Linked DNA regions of Homo sapiens: region 2 is linked to region 1. Evidence: read pairs that join two places in POLR2A ChIA-PET (ENCODE). Cell type or tissue: PC-9. All regions are shown on one strand.

Region 1 (2,500 bases):
ATAAAATTAAAAATTAAAAGGACTTGCCACTGCTTCCGAGAAGTGTTCCTGGAAATCCCCAGCTTGGGGTCTTTTCAGGTCTCTCCAACCACTCTGGTATCTCTAGTAAGCTTTGCCTGTCTTCATCATTTCCTTTATTATATTTTAATTAAATATTCCATTTAAGTATCTGAGTTCATCACTAATATGTAAGCTAAAGACTATGTTTTATCTGCTACTTTATACCTGGTATTCAACACACAGTATGCATTCCATAATGTTTGCTGAATTGAGAGAGGCTTTTTGTATTGATTATGAGGATGGTGAAGATGATTATGGTGAACGTGCAATCTAATTTGTAGCTATGAATTTTGATCACAATAGAAAGGTAACAGCTTGTTTTGCCTTCAGGGCTTTAAAAATGTTACGTGAATATGAATATGAAAAAAACAACATAAAATATGTGTAATAATAGCAAATGTATACATGTATCTGTGTATATATATATATATATAAGACTGGAATGATACCTTTTAAACAAAGAATACCAAAGATCAGTAATAAGTGATAATATTGAACCTTCCTCCAAGCTTTCAATAAGAAAGCTTGGAGCATCCTTTCAATAAGAGCCTTCAGTTGCCGTGACTGTGGGGTTGGTATTATCTCCACCAATACAACATTGAGTTTTTTAAAGCAATAATAAAAACTTGATTCCATTGTAGTTAGTTGTAGGGACTTGCTACAAAGAGGATTTGCCAGTATTGGCCTGCAAGCCACCGTGCCGATTTCTGGAAAGAAGAATGATGACAGATTCAGGGATTAATAATGGCTGTAAGCCTTTCTTCCTCTGCATTCATGATCTAAGGAGGTCCACACCTCAGTTTCTTGTTTCCCCAAATAGGGATAATACTAGTTTTGACTTATATTTTCAAAAGATTTTGCTAGAAAACCAGAAAAATAACTGTGTAGTGAATGTAAATGACCACCAAGCCCAGCACCCCAGCACACAGAAGTTGCTTAATTAAGGCTCTGGCAGCCGGGTGTGGTGGCTCATGCCTGTAATCACAGCACTTTGGGAGGCTGAGGCAGGCGGATTGCCTGAGCTCAGGAGTTTGAAACCACCCTGGGCAACATGGTGAAACTTCTCTACTAAAATACAAAAAAAAATTAAAAATAAAAATAAAAATTAGCCAGGCATGGTGGCATGCACCTGTAATCCCAGCTACTTGGGAGGCTGAGGTGGGGGAATCACTGAACCTGGGAGGTGGAGGTTACAGTGAGCCAAGATCTTGCTACTGCACTACAGCTTGGGTGACAGAGTGACACTCCGTCTAAAAAGAAAAAAAAAAAAAGGCTCTGGCTAATGTGTTAGAAATCCAAGTCAAGAAGAGGGAACTCTTTGATGTCCCAGTCCAGACTGACTGGTAGAAGCCTTCTCAACTGGCAAATACCCTTGTCATTTCTCCTGGCAGGCTTCCCCATGTTATTTGTTTGCAGTGACATGACCCGCTGGTGCCCGGAGACAGGGCAGGGCAGAGAAAGCTTTGGAATCCACAGAGCTCATCGCCTTCCCTCACCCCAGCAAAGCTTTGTCCTCCAGCCCTGTCTCTGGGGCCCTGGGATCAGATTGCTTGCTTTCAGGTGCCAGAGAGACACTTTTCTGTTTGCTCTCCCACCCAGACTGCCCTCAGTTTGTCCTTCCCCCAGGTGGGGATGGCAAGTGACAGAGGCTGTTATGAAATGAATTGCTCTCCTTCCTCCCCTGCCTTTCTTTCCTCTGCCCCCTCAAACCACAAGAATATTTTGGCTTTTTTCCATCACTTAGGGTTTGTATTGTAGATTTGAGTCTGTTCTTGTTCATTGTAAATAGCCCAGAAGTTAGGTTGGGAGTGCAGTCTTTAAAGGTAGGCTACTCTTGGGGACACGAGGGAATGCATGGAGCTGCCTGCACTGGTGATGATGACTTCCTTTGATCCTAGCCCATGCAGCTTGTGGTGCCCTAGTGTTTCCATCCTGCTCCAGGTGGCCTTGTCACTGGCTTATTTTCCACTTGCCTCAGGTATAAAATATTATCTCTTTGAGTACCTTCCATGCCCCCAACAGCTGGCAGAGATTCCTGGTCTTGCTCTCTACCTCTCTGGCCTATGCCCCAATGACATGACCCACTGGTGCCTGCAAGATATTTTCCTGAGGATATTTTCTTTTAGAAGAGAACACCTATTGTTCTTAAAGATGGCAGAACTTCTATGTGACTGAGTAACTTCTGTGTTGCAAGTTAACAGAATTAATAGAAAGCCAGGTCAAACTGGCTTAAGAAAAAACAAAAACAAACAAACAAAAAAACTGGTAGCCACTTCTTCATATAACTGAGAAGCCCAAGAGTGTAGATTAATGCGAGGGTTCAGAAATGCAATACCCAAGATGGAGGCTGCCTGCTGCTCAAGTTGCCAGATTTAGCAAATAAAAACAGAGCATACCCAGTGAAATTCACATTTCATATAAATAATGAACAACTTTTTTG
Region 2 (2,500 bases), 64 kb before region 1:
GGTGTATCATGAGTCTCCAACCACAAGAAGTCTGGGCAGTTATTAGATATCATTTTTTGTAGCCATCCAGAGTAGAAATATCTGGCTAACATCCTCTGGCTGAAGAAAGCCTGTGCTGTCCTATAACAAATTTGGGATTATTCACAGTCATGGGAGACAGGTAGAGGCTGGATCATTGAAACTTCCAATAATTCAAAAATCTCATTTTTGCTGAGTGTTGACTATTGACCAAAATTTCCAGTTGCTCAGAGGTTGCCAAATGGACTGATTTGAACTGTATGTCTTTTCATGGCCCCTATCAGAGGAGGGAAGAATCTGTGAAATAATTAAACATGATCTTAGCCCACCCACCCCCCGGTTGCTGGGACTGGGCATGGGGGGAGGAGGTGAGGACAAAAGTTGGGGGATGAGGCAGGGGTGAGTCTGCGTCACTCTAGTAAGGCCCCCAGGGATTTCTCTCAGGGAACCCATGACCTTCTTCAGAGTTCTTTAGTGACGTTCTTCCCAGCGCACCTTGAATAAAATCTAAGCTTCCTTCCGGGCTGCAAGGTTTGCCACACTAGCCTCTGTTCTCCTTTCTGATCTCATTGTGCTACTATCTTCTGCCTCACTAAGCTCTGTTTTAAGTCAGTAGAGTTTTTATACAAATTTTGTTATACAATTCTGAGAATTCTATAACAAAACATTAAGCTCTTTTCTGTCCCTTATAGTCATTACTCTTTTTTTTTTCTCAAAATCCTCTTCAGTCATTTCTTTCCATAGCTATCTCTTTGTCATCCTCAGTTTAAATGTCGTCCTCTCCATTTAAATGTCGTCTCCATGAAATGAAGTTCTTGATCTTCTATGACCTTCTGTGACTCTGCCCCCATGATTAGCTTTCCAAACACCCTGGTTATTAACCTCTTAAGCATGTATCACAAGTTGTGGTGACTTATTTATTTATTGGTTTGCTCCTTTTTCTGTCTCCTGCACTGGAATACAAGTGCAAGCTTCCAAAGGACCATGTCTGTCTTTCTGATCATTGTGTCTGCAGCAACTAGCACAGTGTTGGGCTTGTACTTCCCTCTCAATAGAAAACTGTTGGGTGAATGAAATGGGCAGACATTGTTTAATGCTCTGATCTCAGTTCAGATACATGGTAGTCCAAGGGAGGAAAAGGGACAAATCATCCCTTAAAGTCTGTCAACTGGAAAATGTCCCTCTAGAAGGCTGACTGTCCCTGAGGAGATAGATTAAGTGAGGTTGATCTGGCAAGCTTCCTAGTGGCAGAGAGAGGTTAAAACAAAGGAGAAAAAGAAAAGACAAATGAAATCTGCTCAAAGCAAAACAGATGTTTCACCTCAGATCCACTTTGTTACCATGAGGAATGGGTGGGCTGGTGGGGCAGTGGGGAAACAAGAGTGATTGTTTGCCTAGACTTTGCTTCCTCCTGAGCTGTCCAGTCTCTGGCAGCCTGGGACTCTTTGCTCCCTCCACCTGTTGACCCCTTTGTGCCTCATCAAATGAGTCATGGCCATAGCATTTGTGGAAACTCCTAGCAAGTGGCAGAGGGGAGGGGGCGGGACAGAAACCCAAGAGCTGGCTTCTGGGAGGCTCTGAGGCTGTTTTGACCCCGAGAAGGCAAGTATGGTTGTCTTCCAGGCCGCAGAGGAAAGCATCATGTTTGAATGCTGGCAAGCTGGGTGTCTGAGTGTTAAGACCTCGTGAGAAATAGGAACGAGTTCTATGAGAGGCAAGGAACCTAGGACGCCAGGCTGTGAAGAGGAAGAGAGCTCACTTCCTAACCTCAGGTGCACAGAAACTTCACCAGAGGCAAGGAAGAGTCAAAGGACCTGGTCTTTGGCAAGATGATTGATTACTGGCAGGGAGGGATGTTACTGGGTGCAGTGCTGGAGCAGCTCTCTGACACAGCTGCTCTTATTCAACACACATAGAAGGTACCTACTATGTGCCAGGCCTGGTTCTTATCACTCAAGAATCATCAGTGAGCAAACAGCAAAGTCTAGCCCCCATGGGGCTTCCATTCCAGTGGATTCATGATTTATAGGGGTTCATGGAATTTGATTCTGTGTCCTTGTATTTGGGGTACACTCTAAAGCTGTCCTGTTTGCAGGTTTCTCAAAAATTGTAATCTCAGTTGGAGTAATAGGGGCAGTTGCAGTTAAGATCTTGAGAGAGCAAAACAGAAAAGGCATTAACAGGAGAAATAGCCATTGAAGTCTATTGCAACAGGCTGGCACTAAAGAGCTTCCTGTTGCTAGGATGAGCATGGTTCTTGGAGCACAGAGACCCTCCCCAGGAAAGAAGCAGTTTGCTTGGCTTCTGTGGTATACCTGGCAGACAGTGGGGTAGATTCTTCTGGCTCTCACTCTTACTTCTATCTAGCCCATTGGCAATGTTGCCACCCCAATGCCTCCTCTTTTGAGGTACAGACTTGCAATGCCACCAGCCTCCTTTCCTTCCTAGCTTTGCCATTTGCAGGCCGGTTACTGTCCACTCA

The links. ChIA-PET counts read pairs that join two places held together with the same protein. Peaks named below come from ENCODE experiments on the same cell type or tissue, not always from the same donor. Only the 100,000 strongest peaks of a DNase experiment are listed, where the experiment ranks them.
Region 2: POLR2A ChIA-PET joins it to region 1 with 7 read pairs; 1 of 35 experiments calls an interaction of 5 or more read pairs at or near these places.

The regions. Positions count from the first base shown.
Region 1 is chr2:217,387,228-217,389,727 of GRCh38, reverse strand. All of the region lies in intron 8 of DIRC3 (disrupted in renal carcinoma 3), which reads left to right. Among named protein-coding and RNA genes, the nearest start is that of DIRC3-AS1, 110 kb to the right of the region's middle. RefSeq lists an enhancer at 1,318-1,487. In PC-9, no CTCF peak of the experiment used is centred here; a DNase peak (open chromatin) is centred at 1,487; H3K27ac peaks cover 1,676 bases.
Region 2 is chr2:217,450,843-217,453,342 of GRCh38, reverse strand. The region is part of intron 3 of DIRC3 (disrupted in renal carcinoma 3); the gene reads left to right. Among named protein-coding and RNA genes, the nearest start is that of DIRC3-AS1, 170 kb to the right of the region's middle. In PC-9, no CTCF peak of the experiment used is centred here; a DNase peak (open chromatin) is centred at 1,512; H3K27ac peaks cover 1,376 bases.